Linked DNA regions of Homo sapiens: regions 1 and 3 are each linked to region 2. A link is an interaction called in ENCODE POLR2A ChIA-PET data of the cell type or tissue named here. Cell type or tissue: Panc1. All regions are shown on one strand.

What was found. ChIA-PET counts read pairs that join two places held together with the same protein. Peaks named below come from ENCODE experiments on the same cell type or tissue, not always from the same donor. Only the 100,000 strongest peaks of a DNase experiment are listed, where the experiment ranks them.
Region 1: POLR2A ChIA-PET joins it to region 2 with 6 read pairs; 4 of 35 experiments call an interaction of 5 or more read pairs at or near these places.
Region 3: POLR2A ChIA-PET joins it to region 2 with 5 read pairs; 2 of 35 experiments call an interaction of 5 or more read pairs at or near these places.

The regions. Positions count from the first base shown.
Region 1 is chr5:150,685,499-150,687,998 of GRCh38, reverse strand. No RefSeq gene overlaps it. Among named protein-coding and RNA genes, the nearest start is that of MYOZ3-AS1, 14 kb to the right of the region's middle. In Panc1, no CTCF peak of the experiment used is centred here; no DNase peak of the experiment used is centred here.
Region 2 is chr5:150,479,669-150,482,168 of GRCh38, reverse strand. The region is part of intron 2 of NDST1-AS1 (NDST1 antisense RNA 1); the gene reads left to right. Among named protein-coding and RNA genes, the nearest start is that of NDST1-AS1, 5.1 kb to the left of the region's middle. In Panc1, no CTCF peak of the experiment used is centred here; no DNase peak of the experiment used is centred here; H3K27ac peaks cover 392 bases.
Region 3 is chr5:151,089,644-151,092,143 of GRCh38, reverse strand. No RefSeq gene overlaps it. Among named protein-coding and RNA genes, the nearest start is that of TNIP1, 9.9 kb to the right of the region's middle. In Panc1, no CTCF peak of the experiment used is centred here; no DNase peak of the experiment used is centred here.

The DNA of each region.
Region 1 (2,500 bases), 210 kb before region 2:
ATGCCTGACCTTGTGATCCACCCATCTCGGCCTCCCAAAGTGCTGGGATTACAGGTGTGAGCCACCGCACCCAGCCAAGATCACTTCTAAGATTAGAAAATGTTACTCTTCTCAGAGATTCTGTAGTCTTTTTTTTTTTTTTTGCCCCTAACATTTTACTGTAAAAATTTTCTGATGTACAGAAAAGTTAGAATAATTTTACTGTGAACCACCGTATACCCACCAACTGATTCTACAATTAACACTTTGCCATATTGGCTTTATCACATATCTATCCATTTCTTTATGCATCCATCAATCTTTTTTTTTTGGAGATAGAATCTCACTCTGTCACTCAGGCTGGAGTGCAGTGGTGCTATCTTGGCTCACTGCAACCTCCGCCTCCCAGGTTCAAGCAGTTCTCCTGCCTCTGCCTCCTGAGTAGCTGGAATTACAGGCGTGTGCTACCACACCCGGCTAATTTTTGTATTTTTTTACAATACAAATTTTGTATTTTTTACAATACGGGGTTTCACCATATTGGCCAGGCTGGTCTCAAACCCCTGACCTCAAGAGATCTGCTCACCTCAGCTTCTGAATGCGCTGAGATTATAGGCATGAGTCACCGTGCCCAGCCCCATCAGTCTGTTTTTATGCATTTCAGAGTAAACTGAAGACATCAACAGACTTCACCTTTAAACATTTCAGCATTTATATACAGATGCTTCTCAATTTATGGTAGAGTTATATCCCGATAAGTTGAAAATATCATTAAGTGAAAAATGTATTTAATACACCTACTGAACATCACAGCTTAGCTTAGCCTATTGAGCAAAATCACCTAACACAAAGCCTATTTTATAATAAAGTGTGGAATATCTCATGTAATTTATTGACTAGTCTCCTGAAAGTGAAAAACAGAATGGTTGTATTGCTTTCACAACATCCTAGAGTTGAAAAATCATAAATTGAACCATCCTAAGTTGGGGTCCATGTTTAATTAACTAGAGTTCAATTCTTTTTTCCATCTGTCCGGATGAAAGAGTTCAATATTTTTTGTGGATTTTTAAGGTCAAAGTTACATAGACTAAAATGCATGAGTATGTCATTCAAGAGTTTTGACAAATGTATACATCCATGTGACTCAAACCCCTGTCAAGATATAGGACATTACCATCACTCCAGAAAATTTCCTCCTGCTCTTCCTAGCCAATACCCACTCCCACCAATCTCCAGAGGCATCTACTATTCTGATTTTTATTACCACAGATTAGTTTTGCTTCCTTTAGAACTTCATATAAATAGAATCACGCAGTGTGAACTCTTTTATATTTGGCTTCTTTCTAGCAGGATGTGTTTGAGAATCATCCATAATGTTGTATACAGTTCCTATTTATTGCAGGATAGAATTCTACTGTATGACTATGCCATCACTTATCCATCCTCCCATTGATGGACACCAAGGCTGTTTCCAGTTTGTTTGGGTTTTCTTTTGCTACTGAAAAGCTACTATGAATATTCTTGTACAAATTGTTTGTGAATATATGTTTTCATTTCTCTTGAATAAATACTTAAGGCCGGGCGCAGTGGCTCACTCCTGTAATCCCAGCACTTAGGGAGGCCGAGGTGGGTGGATCACCTGATGTCAGGAGTTCGAGACCAGCCTGGGCAACATGGTGAAACCCCATCTCTACTAAAAATACAAAAATTAGCCGAGCGTGGTGGCAGGTGCCTGTAATTCCAGCTACTCGGGAGGCTGAGGGAGGAGAATCACTTGAACCTGGGAGGCGGAGGTTGCGGTGAGCCGAGATGGCGTTACTGCACTCCAGCCTTGGTGACAGATCAAAGCTCTGTCTCAAAAAAATAAAAAATACATAAATACTTAGGAGCAGAATTACTAAACATGTCTGGTTTTAAAAAGAACTGTCAGACTTTTTCCCTTTACATTCCTACCACAATGTAGGAGAGTTCCAGTTGCTCCACAGTGTTGCCACCCTTTGATGTAAATGGTTTTCTGAATTTTAGCCATTCTGGTGGATGTGTAATGGTATTTAATTGCGGTTTTATTTTGCATTCCCATTGTGACAAATAAGTTGGACACCTTTTCAACTACTTATGGCCATTTACATATCTTTTTTTTTTTAACATTGAGAAACTTAAGGATGAAAAATCTGTTTTTATTTTTATTTTTAGAAATGGGGTCTTACTTTGTCACCCAGGCCGGAGTGCAGTGGTGTGATCATAGCTCACTGCAGCCTTGAACTCCTGGCCTCAAGTGATCCTCCCACCTCAGCCTTCCAAAGTGCTGGGATTACAGGTGTGAGTCACTGCGCCCAGCCTATATTTCTTCTTTTGTGACATGTCTGTCCAAATATTTTGGTCATTTCTATTGGGTGTCTTTTTTTGTATTAACTAGTTATAGAAGGTATACATCTTAGGTATTAGTCCTTTGTCAGAGACATGTTTGCAAATACTCTCTCCCAGTCTGTGGCCTGCCTATTGACTTTCTTTCTTTCTTTCT
Region 2 (2,500 bases):
GTCCACGGACTAGACCTTATCCTGAGGGCCTGGCCGAATGAGCAGACAGGTGAAAGAGGTGATAAGAGTAACCTGTGGGAATGTGGAGGGGAAGGGAAGGGCCAGAAGCCAACAGGCCAGTCAGGTCAGGGAGCTGAGCTCGCTGGCTCACTAGGGGAGTGGCAGATCCATAGCATTTGGAGGCAGCCTGTGAGTTGGGGCGACTCCATGTCTCTGGCAGCCCTTGCTCATCTTCTCAGGTCTTCCGAGTTGCTCTTCACTGAGCTGGGCCCAAATCCTTCCAACTCATTGTCACCCGGAGAACCTATAAGGAGGCGAGGCCCGGGCCCACCCAGGGAGGTGGCTGCCGTGGGTCCAGGTGAAGCATGGGACCTACATTTCTAACCACGCCCTGGGAGGTTCTGAGGAAGACTGCTCTTAAGAGCCTGGCTCCTCCCTCTCCACAGGACCATCTTTGTGCTGAGGGGCCCCCCTGCCTAGACTCCATCCTCAACCCCAGGTGGCTCCCACTACCCACTTCACACCCTCGATGGCTGTCCCAAAGTCAGCTCCAACCCAACAAGTCAAAGGCTGAACTCACCAACCTGCTTCTTCTCTTCCTCCTGTGTGTCCAATTCACATGTTCAGTCCTAAAACCTGATGCTCCACTCGTCCCTACATCCCATCCATGAGCCAGTCCCATAGGTCCTATGTCCAGTTTTTTTCTCTAACCCAACCCCACTTTTCTTTCTTTTTTTTTTTTTTCTTTTTGAGATGAAGTCTTGCTCTGTTGCCCAGGCTGGAGTGCAGAGCCGCGATCTTGGTTCACTGCAACCTCCACCTCCCGAGTTCAAGCAATTCTCTGCTTCAGCCTCCCGAGTAGCTGGGACTACAGGCACCTGCCACCATGCCCGGCTAATTTTTTTGTATCTTTAGTAGAGATGGGGTTTCACCATCTTAGCCAGGCTGGTCTTGAACTCCTTATCTTGTGATCCATCCGCCTCGGCCTCCCAAAGTGCTGGGATTACAGGTGTGAGTCACTGCACCTGGCCCTCTTCTTTATCACGACCACCCTAGTCCAAGCTGCACAGGTCTCTGCCGTGACCATGTTTACAGCCTCCTCACTGTGTCTCTCCCTCTCTCTGACTCTATTGCAACCTCATCATGACCATTTCCTAATTAAAACCACCAGAATGGCCCATAGTTCCCAGGATAAATTATTTGCCTTGTCTGCCTTATTGGCTCCACCGCCCTCCGCAGTATACTCCACCTTCCCCTTTACCTAATTTCCCATTTAGAGTAGGGATGCCATAATATGCCATGAAATTAGAGTTTAAAATAAAAAAATAAATAAAATAAAGTATGGACTCAAGCCAGGCTTCCTGGGTTTGAATCCTGACTCTGCCACATATAAACTATGTGACTTTGGGCCAGTTTTTCAAACTTTCTGTGGTCAGCCCTCCTCTCTAAAGTGTAGATAATAATAGTACAACATACCTCCCAGGGCTGTTGTGAGAATTACATAAGTTAAATATGTAAAGCCCTTAGTGTGTTATCTGTTATAGGACAAGCACTGTACAGTTACAGTTGTCCCTCAGTATCCATGGGGGAATGATTCCAGGACATTTCATGGATATCAAAATGTGTGGATATCCCTGATATAAAATGGCTTAATATTTGCATATAACCTATGTACATCCTCCCATATACTTTAAATCATCTCTAGATTACTTGTAATACCTAATACAATGTAAATTGTATGCAAAGAATTGCTATATTTTTTAGAGAATAATGACCCAAAAAAAGTCTGCACATGTTCAATACAGACAATTTTTTAAAATATGTTTTCGATCCATGGTCGGTCGAATCCACAGATTCAGAATCTGTGGGTATAGAGGGTTGACTGTTTAAATGTTAGATGAATGATTCATTGTGATCCTTTAGGTCTGAGATTTTTTTTTTTCTTTTTTTCTTTTTTCTTTTTTTCCTGCAGGCTGGAGTGCAGTGGTGTGATCACGGCTCCCTGCAGCCTTGACCTTCCAGGCTCAAGCAATCCTCCCACCTCAGCCTCCCAAGTAGCTCGGACTTCAGGCATATGCCACCAAGCCCAGCTAATTTTTAATTTTTTATAGAGACAGAGTTTCACCATGTTGCCCAGGCTGGTCTTGAACTCCTGAGCTCAAGCAATCTGCCTGTCTCTGCCTGCCTCGGCCTCCTAAAGTGCTGGGATTACCAGCCTTTTTTTTTTTTTTTTTTTTTTTTAAATGTGTCAGGCTCTCGCTGTGTCATCTGGGCTGAAGTACGGTGAGCAAGATCACAGCTTGCTGCAGCCTCAAACTCTTGCACTCAAGCAATCCTCCCATCTCAGCATCTCTAGTATCTGGGACCACAGGTACATGCCACCATCCCCAGCTATAAGTCTCCAATTAAACTTAATTTCCTCCTGGGCTTTTCCTCAGACCCTAATCCAAACCAGGCTTCCTGTATACACTTCACATCTCCCTCTTTATCACCCTCGTAG
Region 3 (2,500 bases), 610 kb before region 2:
TTCTATGACCCACTTCCTTCTCCTTCTCTTCTTCCCTCCACAAGCATTCATGGATTGCCTGCTGTTTGCTAGGCACTGGTGAAATTGTGACAATCAAAGAAGAAATAGTCCCTGACCACATGGGGCTTATACTCCAAAACGAGTTTTCTCTATGGACATGTTGAGAACACTGTTGATGTGTTGGGTTGGGTCATTTTTTGTTATGGGGATCTGTCCTGTGCATGGTAGGCTGCTTGGCAGCATCCCTGCCTTCTGTCCAATAAATGTCAGTAGTATACTCCCTCCTCAGTTGTGACAATGAAAAATGTCTTCAGATATTGCCAGTTGCCCTGTGGGGGCCAAAATCATCCCTGGCTGAAAACCATTTTTCTCATCAGATGCTAAATTAACTGCACCAATAATCATTTTATTACAACTAGTTGCAGAGAGAGAGAAAGGCAGGGCTTGAAAATGCAGAACAAGGGGCCTGCTGTGGTCTGGAGGGGAGTGCAGGAGTGGGGAAGGTCAGGGAAACTTCCCAGAAGAGGCACACTTAAGTTGAGACAGAGAAAATAAGCAGGCATTGGCCAGGTGAAAGGCACAGTGGAGGGGAGGTGCTGCAGCCAGGGGCCAAGGAATATGCAAGGAAGCCAAAAGAAGCAAAAAGGAAGACCAGGCACGGTGGCTCACGCCTGTAACCCCAGCACTTTGGGAGGTCGAGGCGGGTGGATCACGAGTTCAGGAGTTCAAGACCAGCCCGGCTAACATGGTGAAACCCTGTCTCTACTAAAGATACAAAACATTAGCTGGGAGTTGTGGCACGCACCTGTAATCCCAGCTGCTCAGGAGGTTGAGGTAGGAGAATTGCTTGAACCTGGGAGGCGGAGGTTGCAGTAAGCCGAGATTGTACCATTGCACTCCAGCCTGGGCGACAGGGTGAGACTCTGTCTCAAAAAAAAAAAAAATAAAAAGAAGAAGAAGCAGAAAGGAGCTGGCACATTTGAGGAATGCTTAGGGGTGGTTAGAGCGGGAAGGGATGGTAAGTAGAAGCTAGATCATGAAGGGCCTTGGAAGAATTTGTCAGCCATTGATAGGCACCCATCCAAAGGAGAAGAAGGCAGATCTGAGCTTTAAATGAGAGCCGACTGAGAATGCAATGGGCTACCTGTAAGGTAGTGAGCTCCCCATCATTGAAATAGGGTGGCAAAACTTGGCTGACCACTTGCCAATGGTTGGGGGAGGATGTGCTGGTTCTGGGTAGGCTGTTGAGCCAGTAGACATCTGAAAAACTATGATTCTATGACCTCTTCTAACTGCCTGTCTTCAAAGTTCAGATAAGCAGGTAACTTCATTGGCTTGAGTGGGACTTTGCAAAAATCATAGATTTGATGCTTGGGTGACTCAGAGAAGTAAACGCATCCTCAGTATCTACCAGTGAGTTCCTGACAGTGAGTTCTACCTAGCTGCCTATATGTGAGCAGATAATTCTCACTTTGGATTTGGAAGATCCAGCTGAGAGTTTTGGCTTCTCAAACTCTACGGGGAGTATCGGGGAGTATCAGGGAGTTTAATTAAACTGCTGCCTTTAGGGATCCCCTCGTTAGAGAGTCTGATTTCTTAGCTCTATGATGGGGTCCAGAAATCTGCCAAATCCTGGGCTAGGTCCTAATGGCATGAAGAGTTTCTATTCTTGGGGAACTTTCAACAGAATTGATGAACCAGGAAACTCACAGAGTCAAGTTCATTCATTCCCTAAGTAAGTATCAAATAGCTTTTATGAGACTGGCTCAGTCCTGTCCCTACAACATCAGCAGCAAGACCAGAGATGTCAAAATGGATGAGGTAGGGCTGGATAATTCCGTATCAAAAGAGTGGTCCTGTGACAGTTTCCTTGTGTATACCCAAATTTTGCCCTCTTTTAAGATCCAGTATAGGTCTCATCTCCTCCACATCCTCACGGGAGACATTACTTATATTTGAACTCTACTTGTGCCATTTATTAGCAGTTGTCTTAACCCACTAGGAGCCTCATTTCTTCTTTTGCAGAATAGTATATCAGTCTTATACAGTTCTTAAGAGAGATGCATGAAATAATTCATCTAAGAGCACTGAGTACTGTGCCTGGCATATGATAAGCTTAAATATTAGCTATTAGTGTTTTTATTTCCTAACCGCCTAATGGCAATCCGCCTTTATTCATCCTGATTTCTCCTTCCTCTGAACTTTTGGACTTCCTTAACATGTCAGAATGGGAGGTCCCTTAGTGGTCATCTAGCCTGATATTTTACATTATAGAAGGGGAAGCTGAGGACCAAAACTTGCCTAGGGCCATACAGCAGAGCCAGGATTCAAAGTCAGCTCTACTGATTCCCAGTCTGAGGGCCTCTTCTTCCTCAGTGTCTATCCCCTGGCCTGAACAGAGAAGGCAGCTTCAGGGAATCCATGCATGGCTGGAAGGGGGAAGAGGTGAGAGAAACTGATTGCTGTCAGCATTTCAGCAGGGAGAGCTCAGAGCCATTCT